2 separate regions of the Homo sapiens genome follow, and region 2 is linked to region 1. Evidence: read pairs that join two places in POLR2A ChIA-PET (ENCODE). Cell type or tissue: OCI-LY7. All regions are shown on one strand. Each heading gives the region's core, and the rest is flanking DNA. Links, peaks and the distances in the headings are about the cores only.

Region 1 (7,690 bases), core at 981-5,980:
AGAGTTTTATAAGTAGCATTTTTATATCAAAGAGTAAATGTATTAGAACATTTACTGCCAATCTCCAAGCAAGGTGGTTCATACCTGTAATCCCAGAGCTTTGGGAAGTGAGTTGGAAGGATTGCTTGAGGCCAGGAGTTCAAGATCAGCCTGGATGACATAGTGAGATTCTGTCTCTACAAAAAAAAATTTCTTAAAAATTAACTGGGTGTAGTGGCTCACACCTGTAGTCCTAACTACTAAGGAGGCTTAGGTGGAAGAATCACTTGAGCCTAGGAGTTCGAGGTTACAGTAAGCTATGATTGCACCACTGCACTCCAGCCTGGCTCTGGGTAGACAGAGTGAGACCCTCACCAGTCACTAGAATCTGGTTTGAGCCACTGCACCTGGCTATGTTTCTTTTTGACTAAAATGTTTGCTTTTGTCTCTATCCCATTTTTCTATAGGATTTTGTGCCTTTGACTTCTCAGTTTTTAGAAGCATTTTATATATTTAATTACTAACTCTTTGTGACACAAGTTGCAACTATTTTATTCAGTTTGCTGTTAGACTTTTTACTTTGCTTATCATGTTTATTTTGTATTCAATTTTTTAAAATTATGTATTATTAAATGTATCACTTTTTCCCTTTTTTCTTCTAGTCAAATCACAGTTTGGAAAGTAGCCTTCTTCCCAAATTAAAGAGAAGTTATCCTATGTTTTTTCAAATCTTATTTCTAGGACTTGTGGTTTCATTAGGGTTTAACATTTAATTCTGCTACATTTGAATTTACTTTTGAATGTGGTATGAAGAATGGATCCAATGCTATCTTTTTCCATGTGGCTGTCTACTTATCCCAATACTTATTAGAAAGTACATCTTTTTCCCATTGATCTGATATGCTGCCTTTTTCATGTACATTTCCGAATGCATTGGATTTATTTCTGGATTTTCTGCTCTATTCACTGGTCAGTCTATTCCTACCATAGTGGTTTACTTATAGAAGCTTTAACTATATTTTAATATTTAATAAGGACAGACTACTCTTCCCCTATCTCCGACCCCATTGTTCTTCTTTTTCAGGACAATAGCCTAGAGGCTATTGTTCTTCCAAATAATATTTATAATCATTTTGTTCAGCTCCTGAAAAAAAGCATGATGGTATTTTATTGAGATCACATTGCATTTAAATATTGTACTGAACGACAATTGACATCTTCAGAATATTCAGCTTTATAATCTAAAAGCACAGTATGTCTTTCCATTTGTTCGTCTCTATTTTTTTTTATTTTTTGGCGATGTTTTGTAGTTTTTCTCACATGAATTTGAGACATTTTCTAGTCAAGTTTACTTCTGGGTATTATTTTTCTTTTTGGTCATCCTATAAGATGTCTTTTATTACATATTTTAGCTGTTGTGTTTGTACCAATGAAGGCTATTGATTTTTGCATGATGAATTTGTAAACTGCTACTGTACTAAATTCCGCCATTGTTCCAAACAGCTTTCTCATTTGTTCTTCTGCATTTTTCATGCATACAGTTGTACCATTTCTCTTTCTTTCTTTTCTTTCTTCCTTTCTCAGTAATTAGGATGTTTAGATTTTCTGTTTCTATTAGGGTAAGTTGTATTTTTCTAGAAAATAACCTATTTTATCTAGCTTTTCAAAGTTATTTGTATTAAATTGTGCAAAGTAGTCCCATTTTTAAAAAAGTTTCCTTCATTTTGGTAACTATTTCCCACTTATTAATTTTGCAGATTCATACTGCCTCAACTTTTTTCCTTTTTGATACTTTTTCCACTGAAGTATAATACACTAAAAGAGAATAAATCATTAAGTATACATATCAGTGAATTTTCACAAAGTGAACATACCTGTGTAACCCCTAACATATCAAGAAATAGAGCATCCAATGGAAATAGAACATCAAGAAACCCTACTCTGTTCCCTCACAGTCACTATGGCTTCTGTACTCCCCAGAGGGTACCACTATCTGACCTTCAAAACTACAGATTTATTTCACCTGTGTGCCAACTCTATATAAGTGAAATTATAGTTTTGCTTCTCTTTTGTGTCTACTTTCTTTCACTTAACCTTACACTTGTAAGATTCTTCCATATTGCAGCATGTAAGAAGTTTATTCATTTTCATTGCTGAATGAAATTCCATTTATTAATATACCAAAATTTAATATCTGATCTGTTGATTAACATATAGATTGTTTCCAGTTAGTGACAATTAGGAATAATCCTACTATGAACATTCTTATACATATTTTCTGGTACATATATACACATTTCTGTGTGGCATATACCCATAAGATGATTTGCTGGGCAATGTATCATGTCATGTGTTCAGCTTTGGTAAATACTTCCAAATTGTTTTTCAAAGTGATGGTTCCAATTTATGGTCCCCCAAACAGTGTATCAGAGTTTCTATTGCTCCACATAAACTTAGTATTATCAATCTTCTTAAATTTAATTATTGTAGTTTTAGATTTGCACTTTCCTGATGATGAATGAGCATTTTTTAATGTTTTATTATCTGTTTAGAGTTTATCTTTTGTGAAATGTCTGTTCAAGTCCTTTGCCCATGTTTTTATTGGATTGTCTGTCTTATTAAAAGGAAAGGAATTCTTTACATGTTCTTTATATTAAAGAAATTTTTTACATGTTCTGACCCTTTGTCAAATGTAAGTATTGCAAATACGGACTCCTGCTCTGTATCTTGCCTTTTAACTCTCTAAATGAATCTTTTGATGAGCAGGAGTTCTTAATTTTTATATAATCCAATTTATAATTTTTTCCTTTATGGTTATTGCTTTTATTTTCCTGTTTGATCAATCTTTGCCTATGACAAGATCATGAGGTGTTCTCGTATGTCATATTCTAAATTTCCCTTTCAGATCTGCTAAACATCTAGAGTTCATTCTTTACATGACACATGTGGGAATCAAGATTAATTCTTTTCTGTATGGGTAGTTAATTGATCCACCATTATGTGTTGACAATTCTCTTTTACCAACAATTCTGCAATGCCACCTCTGTCATAAATCATGTGTGTATGTCAGAATCTATTTCAGTACTGCCTCTTCTGCTTCACTGGTCCATTTGCCTAAGCTTACACCAGTGCCACCTTGTCTTAATTAATAAAGCACGGTATTCAGTAGTGTAGAGTCTCCAAATGTATTCTTCAAAACTATTTTTTCTATTCTTGGTTCTTTGCAATTTTTTTCTTCTTTTTTTTAGGAACAGGGTCTTGTTGTGCCACACAGGCTAGAGGGTAGTTGTGCAATCATAGCTCACTGCAGCCACAAACACCTGGGCTCAGGCAATCCTTCTGCCTTGGCCTCCCAAAGTGCTGGGATTACAGTCATGAGTCACTGTGCCTGGCCCTGTTGATTGCATTTCAAAAATTAATTTTAAAAGCTTGTCAATTTCCCTCAATCCCCCAAAAAATCTTTGCTGGGATTTTTATTGTAGTTGCATTGGATCTAGCAATTGATTTGGGGAAGAACTAATATGTTTACAATACCTAGTGTTCTAAGAATCCATAAATAAAGGCACACACCTACAGCCATCTGATCTTTGACAAAGTTGAAAAAAATAAACAATGGGGAAAAGACTCCTTATTCAATAAATGGTGCTGGGATAGCTGGCTAGCCATATGCAGAAGAATGAAACTGGGCCCCTACATTTCAAGATATACAAAAATTAACTCAAGATGGATTAAAGATTTAAATGTAACTGGTAGACTTCTGGAAGAGAGCTTAGAAAACACCATTCTGGGCACGAGCCTTGGAAAAGAATATATGATTAAGTCCTCAAAAGCAATTGCACAAAACCCAGATTGACAAGTGGGACCAAATTAAACTAAAGAGCTTCTGCACAGCAAAATAAACTACCAACAGGAAACCTACAGAATGGGAGAGAATGTTTGCAAACTATGCATCTGACAAAGGTTTAATATCCAGAATCTATAAGGAACTTGAACAATTCAACAAGCAAAAAACACATAACCCCATTAAAAAATAGGCAAAGGACATGAACAGATACTTCTCAAAATAAGCCATACAAACGGCCAACAAACATGAAAAAATGCTCCACATCACTAATCATCCGAGAAATTTAAATCCAAACCACAATGAGATGCCATCTCATACCAATCAGCATGGCTACTATTAAAAAGTTAAAAAACAACAGAGGCTGGCAAGGCTATGGAGAAAAGGGGACACTTATGCACTGTTAGTGGGAATGTAAATTAGCTCAGCTATTGTGAAAAGCAGCTTACACATTTCTTAAAGAATTTAAAATGAAACTACTTTTCAACCCAGCAATCCCATTACTGGGTATATATCCAAAAGAAAATAAATTGTTCTACCAAAAAGACAGGCACTTGCATGTTCATCACAGCACTACTCACAGTAGCAAAGACATGGAATCAACCTAGGTGCCTATCAATCATGGATTAGATAAAGAAAATGTGGTACATATACACCATGGAATGCTACACAGCTGTAAAAAAAAACCCAAACCTGTTCCTTTGCAGCAACATGGATTTAGCTGGAGGCCATCATCCTAAGTGAATTAATGCAGGAACAGAAAACCAAACACTGCATGTTCGCACTTACAAATGGAAGCTAAACACTGGGTACGCCTGGTCATAAAAGATTGTGGCTACAGAAACTGGGGACTACCAGAGTGGGGAGGAAAGCAGGGGAGGAAGGATTGAGAAACTGCCTATTGGGTACTATGCTCAGTACCTGAGAGAAGGCATCCATCATACCCTTAGTGCCAGCATCACACAACATACCTAGGTAACAAACCTCTGTATGTACCACTTAAATCTAAAAGAAAAGTTGAAATTATTTTTTAAAAAATAAAAAATAGAGTTCTCTGAAGTTTTGTGCGTATTAGATTTTACTAGATTTATTCCAAGGTATTTAAAGTTTTTGTAAATGCTATTTTAAAATTTAGTTCTCTAATAGTTCTATTTACATATAAAATACAGTTAATTTTTGTAAATTGGGTATTGAGATCTTGCTAAATGCACTTATTAAATATAATAATTTATCTCTAAATTATTTTGTTTTTTTTCATGCACAATCATTCACTTGCCAATAAGGACAGTGCTCTATTGCTCTGTCTAGGACCTCCAGTATGATATTGAATAGAAGTTGAGATAACAAGCATCTTTGCTTTATTTTTGATCTTAGAGGAAAGTTTTTATACTTCAATGTTAAGTATTCAGTTCAGAGTAGTATGGTTTTTTGTTTTATGACACCCTATATCAGATTAAGGAGGTTTCCTCTTATTCCTAGATTTTTTTAAATAAACAGATCATGAATTTTATTAAATTCTTTTTCTGTAGCTATGAAGTGATAATATAATTTTTCTTCTAATTTTTAGTGTAATGAATTACTTCAGTTGATTTACTTAAACTGAGGTAAAATTTATATATATTAAAATGCACAGATTTTCAGTGTACAGCTAGATAAGTTTTCAGATCTGGGCAAACATCATTCAGATCAAGATTTAGACTATTTTACACACCAGAAAGTTTATTTGTGCCCACTTGCAGTCAATATTCAAAGGTAACCAGTATTCTAATTTTTTTTTTTTTTTTTTTTTTTAGATGGAGTCTTGCTTTGTCATCCAGGCTGGAGTGTAATGATGGAATCTCGGCTCACTGCAACCTCTGCCTCCCAGGTTCAAGCGATTACCAGGCCTCAGCCTCCTGAGTAGCTGGGGTTACAGGTGTGTGCCATGCCTGGCTAATTTTTTTGTATTTTTTGTAGAGATGGGGTTTCACCATGTTGGCCAGGCTGGTCTTGAATTCCTGACCGCAAGTGATCTGCCCACCTTGGCCTCCCAAAATGCAGGCATTACAGGTGTGAGCCACTGTGCCTGGTCTTTATTCTAACCTTTATTACAATGGATTTTTTGCTTGCTAACTTTATATAAATAAAATCGTACGGTATATACTTTTGGAGTCCGGTTTTCTCCTCAATATAATATTCTTGACCCAAGTGTTATTTAATAACATGTATTTTAATTTCTAGGTGAAAGGTCCTTTTTGGTTTTTGATTATGTTGTTAATTTTTGCATTTTAGTCAAAAAATATTATGTATATTATTTCTTCTTCTTTTTTTTTTTAAACAACCAAGTAATCAAGTTTTATTTAGTATCAGCAGCATGTTTACCATTTTCCAGTGCTTCTCATTCCTTCTTGCATTACCATACTTCCATCTGAAATAATTTTTATTTTGCCAAAAGAACTTAATTTGGTATTTCTTTTAGTTTGGACTTACTATGAATTCTCTTATGTTTTGTTTGTCTGAAATCATTTTTATTTTACCTTCTTTCTAGAAGATTATTTGCACCAGTAATAAAATTCCATGTTGGCAGTCATTTTCCTTCCAGCTTTGACTTTTATTGTTTTTCTTAAAAACTCAGCTTTCAGTCTTTTTGGTAGCTTCTCTAAAAATAATATCTTCTTTTCTCTGGCCACCTTTAAGATTTCTCTTGGTCTTTGGTTGCCCAGCTATAGTTCTGTTTGTATTTATCCTATATGGGTTCATAAACTTTTTTGAATCTGTGGGTAAATTCTTACCTAGTTATATCTACAATATTGCTTTTTCTTTTTTTAAAAATTATACTTTAAGTTCCAGGGTACACGTACATAATGTGCAGGTTTGTTACATATGTATACATGTGCCATGTTGGTGTGCTGCACCCATTAACTCGTCATTTACATTAGGTATATCTCTTAATGCTATCCCTCCCCCCTCCCCTAACCCCATGACAGGCCACAGTGTGTGTTGTTCCCCATCTGTGTCCAAGTGTTCTCATTGTTTAGTTCCAACCTATGAGTGAGAACATGCGGTGTTTGGTTTTCCGTCCTTGTGATAGTTTGCTGAGAATGATGGTTTCCAGCTTCATTCATGTCCCTACAAAGAATATGAACTCATCCCTTCTTATGGATGCATAGTATTCCATGGTGTTTACGTGCCACATTTTCTTAATCCAGTCTATCACTGATGGACATTCGGGTTGGTTCCAAGTCTTTGCTATTGTGAATAGTGCCGCAATAAACATACGTGTGCATGTGTCTTTATAGTAGCATGATTTATAATCCTTTGGGTATATACCCAGTATGGGATGGCTGGGTCAAATGGTATTTCTAGTTCTAGATCCTTGAGGAATCGCCACACTGTCTTCCACAATGGTTGAACTAGTTTACAGTCCCACCAACAGTGTGAAAGTGTTCCTATTTCTCCACATCCTCTCCAGCACCTGTTGTTTCCTAGCTTTTTAATGATCACCATTCTAACTGGTGTGAGATGGTATCTCATTGTGGTTTTGATTTTCATTTCTCTGATGACTAGTGATGATGAGCATTTTTTCATTTGTCTGTTGGCTGCATAGATGTCTTCTTTTGAGAAGTGTCTGTTCACATCCTTCACCCACTTTTTGATGGGGTTGTTTGATTTTTTCTTGTAAATTTGTTTAAGTTCTTTGTAGATTCTGGATATTAGCCCTTTGTCAGATGGGTAGATTGTAAAAATTTTCTCCCACTCTGTAGGTTGCCTGTTCACTCTGATGGTAGTTTCTTTTGCTGTGCAGAAGCTCTTTAGTTTAATTAGATCCCATTTGTCTATTTTGGCTTTTGTTGCCATTGCTTTTGGTGTTTTAGTCATGAAGTCCTTTCC
Region 2 (7,690 bases), core at 1,138-6,137, 420 kb after region 1:
TACTATAATAATAATAATACCGCTTATGAAACCATAGCATGACCATATTAGATATATTTCTATTTATTGCTATTACCCTTATCGTATATACTCAAATTATTCCTATGTCTGCCAGCAGAGGCCTCTTCAAGTTGGCTCCTAAGTCCTGACAGAACCTCAGTAATCTCTGATAGCTGCCTTGTTTTCTAATATGACAAGATGTTCCAGGGTCATCTTGTACATTTCCTACTTTAGACCTGGAGTAGGACATTTCTCTCCAAAGAGCTCTGGTCTTCCATTTTACTGGGAAATTATATTTAGATACCATGGTATGAGCATGAGTGGTGCTTATTGCTACTGGGTTGATCATTTTTTTCTAGTGAACAGTGAACAGATAAAAGATATGTATATGTAACATATATGTGATACAGATATATAATGATAAAATACAAGTTTATGTTGATACTGTCAATACAGATTCAAGGTTTTTCTCAACTTCATTGATCTTGCATATTTGTCTTTTTTTAACTGAATATTCCAGTTGATACCAACATAATTATACAATAGTCTCAGAGTAGCAATACCAATACTACTACTGCTAATATAATTATTGAAAACAGTTATAATTATTGAAAATAATTCTCCTTAGAATATATGCCACTAAGAACACATAGACAAATAACTGTGTTGTAAAAGCCATTCGGAACGGTTTTCCTCTGTGAGATAATGCCATTCACTGGCTACACAGTGAGGTTCATTTGTTTCATTTTATTTTGCTTTTTAGGGATTGTATTTTAAAAATTAATTTTGTTTAGTAATTAAGTAGAATGTTAACTTGGTTCCAAAATCAAATCTATAAAGCAATATATATTTTAAAATTTCTGGCTATTGCCTCCCTTGCCTTAAATTTATCTTATGAATTGTATTTTTCTTGTTTTTATTTTTATTTTTAACCTCCCTCTCAGATGAGTTTTTGCTTGTTTTAATTTTAATATAATCAAACGGATATTATTAGGGTGATATGGTTTGGATTTGTGTCTCTGCCCAAATCTTATGTTGACTTGTAATCCCCAATTTTGGAAGAGGTGGAGGATGATTGGATCATGGGGGCAGATTTCCCCCTTGCTGTTCTCATGATATGAGTGAGTTCTCATGACATACGATTGTTTAAAAGTGTGTAGCACCTCCCCCTTCTCTCTCTTCATCCAGCTCTGGCCACATAAGACATGTCTACTTCCCCCTCCACCATTATTGTAAGTTTCCTGAGGCCTCCCCAGCCATACTTCCTGTACTGCCTACAGAATCATGAGCCAATTAAACCTCTTCTTTATAAATTACCCAGTCTGAAGTAGTTCTTTATAGCAGTGCGAGAAAGAACTAATATATAGGAAAATGGAAGCATTTAACTTAACAATATAACCTGGATATATTGATCATACCATAGTAGGAGGTAAAGATATCTTTCATTTATTTCCATAGCATCTTTCATAACTTTTTGTTTTCTCTTTAGTTAATGGTTCTCTCTTTTCATTTACCTTTTTGTTTCAGCTTGGTGTATTTTTATAGATATTTATCACCAATATATCTTCACACACTCTCCTATTGTCTCAATCTTTTCCAGTGTATTTAAGCACATCATGGATGCTATCAAGTTCATCTTAATTTCATTCTCTTAGAGCCTGCTGCCCGCTACAATCTGGATGGATAATTCCTGTGGCCTGCTGCACAGCTGTCATCCACCCTTTACAATCCCCCTTCACCATCATCCTTGGAACTTCCTCCTTTTCATTGAGTAAAATGTCCTGCTTACTGATTCCTTTGTCACTTTACTTCTTACTTTACTCTCTGATTCTGATAAAGCACAGCTAACTTCTTTAGCTTGATACTGTGATGAGGTTCATAACTCTTATTCACATTGCTTCATCTACCATCAACCAAAGATGGGGATATCACTGGAGCATCATTACCTGTCATTACTCATTGCGTCCCATGATGTCCTTTCATATGATTATTAAATCATGTAATGTATACAGTAGGTTTAAGAGCTTAATTAACCTTTGGCGATAACCAGATTCAATGAGGCCCTCAGTGTAGAGTATATATAAGAGGTAGATGCTTCTTAGCATATTAAAGGCTGATTCCCAGGACATTCGGGGATTAAATTTTAAGAACAAAGTTATTTTATCAGATAGAACAGATTCTGGGGTTTTTTCCTTTTTTTTTTTTTTTTGAGACAGAGTCTCACATTGTCACTCGGGCTGAAGTGCAATGGCACGATCTTGGCTCACTGCAACCTCCGCCTCCCGGGTTCAAGTGATTCTCCTGCCTCAGCCTGCTGAGTAGCCGGGATTACAGGGGCCCACCACCAGGCCTGCCTAATTTTTTTTTTGTATTTTGAGTAGAGTCGGGGTTTCACTATGTTGGCCGGGCTGGTCTTGAACTCCTGACCTCGTGATCTCCCCCCCCACCCACCCTTGGCCTAAAAAGTGGCGGGATTACAGGAGTGAGCCACCGCACCCAGACTTCCCCTCATTTTTAAAATCAGTAGGGAAGCATTAAAGGTCAATTCAGAGGTCATTAAAATTATATTTTTAAATAACAAGAAATATTAGTATCTAATTCTGTGGTTGTTTGCAAGATTATTTCTTTGAAATTTAAATGGAACTTCCTTTATACTTATTCACGCTCACACACACACAAACAAGTGCACACACAGGTGTGAGAAGCCCAATCACTCCAGGATTAGCTGTTCCTCAGAAAGCTCAGTAATGATCTGAAATCTGAAGCCCTACTTGAACTTTTCTACTAATTCAGTAATTACTGCTGTGCCTGAAATTGGCCCCTTTCCTGCAATTACTCAACATGCACTTTCAGTTAAAGAGGTTAACACCTGAATTTAGATTCTAATTAGCATGTAAGGTAGAATTTTTTGTTTAAAGCTTATTAAAATGGGGACTTTTCCCAGTGTAAGATTTCACTAGTCTATGCAGGCAAACACATGTTTTATAGATCAGCTTCTGATTATCTTAAAAGCAACAAAGGTCGGAGGGGAAACCAAGATCAACGTATCACCATTTAAGACACTAACCTCAGAATAAATCAAATTCAGTCAATAACTGAAGTTGTCAGGCTGGCCACTGTCAATACAAGGACCAGTGTTTCCAAATCCGCATTTAAATAAATGACTTCTCTCAAAAAAGATACCAATAACTCGAGATAAAAGCAAATTAATAGTGGTATCGGCTTTCAGAGCTATCTCCAGTTCCTTCCCCCAGTTTTCCTAATTACTAATATTTAAAAATCGCAATACCAAAAACTCAGAATTACATGGGGACAGAAGGTCTTCAATTTCTCAGGAAACAATTAATGTGAGTTTAACTTCAACCACAGGTGTGTCTTCAAGCTATCTATGTATCCTCTGCCACATCCCTAAGAAGCAGTCGCCCAATTATTTCTTGGGCACCTCCAGCAATGGGAAGCTTACTACCTCCTAAAGCAGCTCATTTTATTACCAGACACACCGGAAACAATGGCTCTATAATTGATGGATTATAAACACACTGAATTTAGGGGCATTCTCATCATTCAGTTGACTCACACTGTTTTCAGTACATACACTGTTTATTTCTTTCCCATCTTGCACTTATGCAATTGACTTTTTTGAATCTAAGTTCAAGAACTTAGATTTTTCTCTTTGGAATTTTCCTCTACTTCAGCTTAACTCCTATTCAGCCAATCAAGATGATTTGTGTTGACTGTGCTCTCTGGTTTCTTGTCATCTACAAATATAATAAGCATCCTATCCTTTGTTCCCGTTCAAGGATAAACTTAATATATAAGGTCTCCCAGCTTCTAACTTGACTCAGCCAACACTTCAATACAGAAATGAAACCCTTGTGACTTCCTCGTTGGCTATTCTGAGAATCATGTTATATTCACCGGCAAATCAAGAAGAAAAACTTGAAACAATACTTGTGTCTTCAAAAACAAGGGCAAAAAGATCAAGGAGTGGGAAGTGGTAAAACCACTTGTATTAGTTTGCTGGGAACTGCCATAACAAAGTACCACAGACTAGGTGGCTTAAACAACAGACATTTATTTTGTTACTATTCTGGGGGCTAGAAGAACGAGATCATGGTGTCGGTACTTGGTTTCTTCTGAAGCCTGTCTCTCCTTGGCTTGTAAATGACTGTGTTCTCCCCATGATCTTCCCCCTGTGCTTGTCTGTGTCTTAATCTCTTCTCTTCTTAAAAGGACACAAGTCATATTAAAGTAGAGCCCACCCTAATAAACTCATTTCAACTTAATTACCTCTTTAAAGGCCCTATCTCCAAACAAAGTCACATTCTGAGGTACTGGTGGCTAGGACTTTAACATGTGAATTTCGGGGGAATACAAATCAGTCAGAACATCACTTAGGAGACATTTTCTCTCTATGTTCTCAGCCATAGATTGCATATACTCCAAATATCAGTTTCTCTAAATGTTCATGTTTTATCTCACTAAATGTGTAATCTTATTTACTTAATGCACGTTTATTTTTACCTTTTTTTTTTTTTTTTTTTGAGACAGTCTTGCTCTGTCGCCCAGGCTGGAATGTAATGGCATGATCTCAGCTCACTACAACCTCCACCTCCCGGGTTCAAGCGATTTTCGTGCCTCAGGCTTCCAAGTAGCTGGGATTACAGGCATGCACCACCACACCTGGCTAATTTTTGTATTTTTACTAGAGACGGTATTTCTCAATGTTGGCCAGGCTGGTCTAAAACTCCTGGCCTCAAGTGATCACCCTGCCTAGGTCTCCCAAAATGCTGGGATTACAGTTGTGAACCACCACGCCCAGCCTATTTTCACATCTTTTTAGGGCCTTATGCCTACATTTCAGAATGTGCCTTCAAACAGGTTGAGGCCTAAATATGAACCACAGTGTTTAAGCTTTTTAAATGCTGCTGCCATTTCATAAAAATTGCCCTTTGCTGATGGGCTCATTTGCTGTAATAAATCATACTATAATATAAGCTATAGAGTGCGTAAGTATGTAAATATGCATACATTTCTAAAGTTACAGCATACTGCTTATATTCCTGCCACTATATCCAATTTCTCTTTGAAAGAATACAATATGAATGTATAAATAGCCTCAGTTACCTAGAAGCAGGTGTAATTAAGGGAATTTGGTTATTTGACCTCCAGGGAGGTCAATTACATGCCATAGACTTTGACCCAAATATTCATATCCCCCAATGTGTTTCATTACAGTGGAACCCTATTTTTGTACGAAGAAAGCTTGAGACCCACAGAAGTAAGGCTGTGGGAACATGTTAGAAAAGTGGATGTTGCCGGACATGGTGCCGGATCACGCCTGTAATCCCAGCACTTGGAAGGCTGAGGCAGGTGGATCACCTGAGGTCAGGAGTTCAGGACCATCCTGACCAACATGGCGAAACCCCATCTCTACTAAAAATACAAAATTAGCCAGGCATAGTGGCACATGCCTGTAATCCCAGCTACTTGGGAGGCTGAGGCAGGAGAATCACTTGAACCCAGGAGGCAGAAGTTGTAGTGAACCGAGATCACGTCATTGCACTCCAGCCTGGGTGATGGAGCAAGACTTCATCCAAAAAAAAAAAATAGCATAAAAGATGCCATGTTATTTCTAACAGCACCCATTTATTCTATAGAATAAGAAAACTTTTTACAGCACACTCCCTTTGTAGGTCCTGGAAAACAAGAGAATTAAAGTGAAATAAAATAAGTCCCTTTAAAAAATATTTTGCTGTTTTTCCCCAATAATAGAATAGAAATTTTATGAAAATCTTCAATTAACCTCAACCTCATACGGTAACAAGATGATTAAGGGCACAGACTATGTAGCCAAGCCACCCACATAAAACTCGGGTTCCTCTGCTTTTTAACTAAAAGGAACTAAGGGAAAGTTCCTTAAGCCTCACCAGCCTTACTCATAACAGGAGAGATAATATTAGTAACTACCACACAAGACTGTTAGGAAAATTAAACGAGATAGGCTCTTAGACAATACTTAGCATAAAGCAAGCATTGTATATATCTTAGCCATTATTATTTTTTGTTAATAGCATTAATACTCACAAAAACCTGTGGTGTGGCTTTGTTATCTCTACTTATACGAACATACACAAAAAAACAAGACTTGCCCGAGGTCGAACTGTTATTACATGACAGAATTGAGATTTTTTTCTAACTCCTGCTTTTTCTGTACCTCCTGCTATAAATGTAATCTTATGTGGAAATTGCTTGTTTCCCAGTGGCTAAGGGCACATAGCAGTGGGGAATTGGAATGTTCTTTAGAGAATTCTGTCATTATGCGGTTCTTTTCTCATACTAACGAATGTGGCAAATTCGGGCATAATCTGGGCAAACACCTGAAGTGAGGACAGATGAGGTATCAAGGGGGAAGTGAAGGCATCAGGCAGTTCCTGAAGTCCTCACATCAGTGGCACTGTGATTTTGAACCATCTGTTCGTGAACAGCAGGATGCCAGCCAGTGACAGGTTAGGTTAGGGCAACCGTCTTTCAGGGCAGAGGCCTTGTCTTCTCCAACTTTGTGACATGCCCAATAGTGCATAATAAATACTCATTAATAACTGTTTGCTAGACTGAGTTGTCTTGAACTAAATTGAATTGGCCAGACATCCTTACTGGTCTTGCTTGAGAAGCATAAAAGACCCCACCCCTGCCTACACATTCACACATGCCGAAGTAACTCATTTATTTATTTACTCATCAGATATTGAGTGCTTTCCACGGGAATACTAGACAATAAACAAAACAAGCAAGGTCCTACTATCATAGAGTTGAGTGTACGATGATGGAGGAGATGGATAATTAAGCAAGTAGTTACATACAGTCTGATGAGTGCTGGGGTAGAAGTGGGAGATGCCACTGGAACACTTGGCAGGGACACCTATATAAAATGGAAGTAGGGGGTGGGATGTCACAGGGTATGGGTCCATAGTGATGAGGCTGGAGGGCTAAGCAGGGCCTTGCAGGCCTTAGTAAGGATTTTGGGTTTTAGCAAGTGTAATAGAAGCTTTTAAATGTTTTTAAGCTTGATAGTGACATGTTCTGATTTGCATTTTGAAAAGGTCAATCAGGTCCCATTATGGAGGATGGACTTGACAAACACAGTCTGAAATGGGAAGATCACACTGTAACAGCAGTCTAGGCAAGAGGTGATGATAGCATAGGTTAGGGAAAGGAGAAAAGCAGAAAGTTTGTCCAAAAGCTCCTCCAGCTGAAAAACAACTTCAGCAAAGTTGCAGGATACAAAATCAATGTATAAAAATCACTAGCATTTGTATACACCAACAACAGCCAAACCGAGAGCCAAAATCGGGAATGCAATCCCATTCACGATTGCCACAAAAAAAATAAAATACCTAGGAATATAGCAAACCAGGGAGGTGAAAGATCGCTACAATGAGAATTACAAAACACTGCTCAAAGAAATCAGAGATAAAACAAATGAATGGAAAAACATCCCATGCTCATCCCATGCCCATGGATAGAAAGAATCAATGCCATTAAAATCGCCAAACTGCCCAAAGTAATTTATAGATTGAATGCTAATCCCATCAAACTACCAATGACATTCTTCACAGAACTAGAAAAAGCTATTTTAAAATTCATATAAAACCAAAAAGCAGCCTGACGAGCCAAGGCAATCCTAAAC

Evidence for each region. ChIA-PET counts read pairs that join two places held together with the same protein. Peaks named below come from ENCODE experiments on the same cell type or tissue, not always from the same donor. Only the 100,000 strongest peaks of a DNase experiment are listed, where the experiment ranks them.
Region 2: POLR2A ChIA-PET joins it to region 1 with 5 read pairs; 1 of 35 experiments calls an interaction of 5 or more read pairs at or near these places.

Annotation. Positions count from the first base shown.
Region 1 is chr3:182,345,705-182,353,394 of GRCh38, reverse strand. No RefSeq gene overlaps it. Among named protein-coding and RNA genes, the nearest start is that of LINC01994, 140 kb to the left of the region's middle. In OCI-LY7, for the core only: no CTCF peak of the experiment used is centred there; DNase peaks (open chromatin) are centred at 3,184 and 4,104; H3K4me3 peaks cover 2,368 bases; H3K27ac peaks cover 4,515 bases.
Region 2 is chr3:181,928,542-181,936,231 of GRCh38, reverse strand. No RefSeq gene overlaps it. Among named protein-coding and RNA genes, the nearest start is that of LINC01206, 20 kb to the left of the region's middle. In OCI-LY7, for the core only: no CTCF peak of the experiment used is centred there; a DNase peak (open chromatin) is centred at 3,981; H3K4me3 peaks cover 1,228 bases; H3K27ac peaks cover 1,805 bases.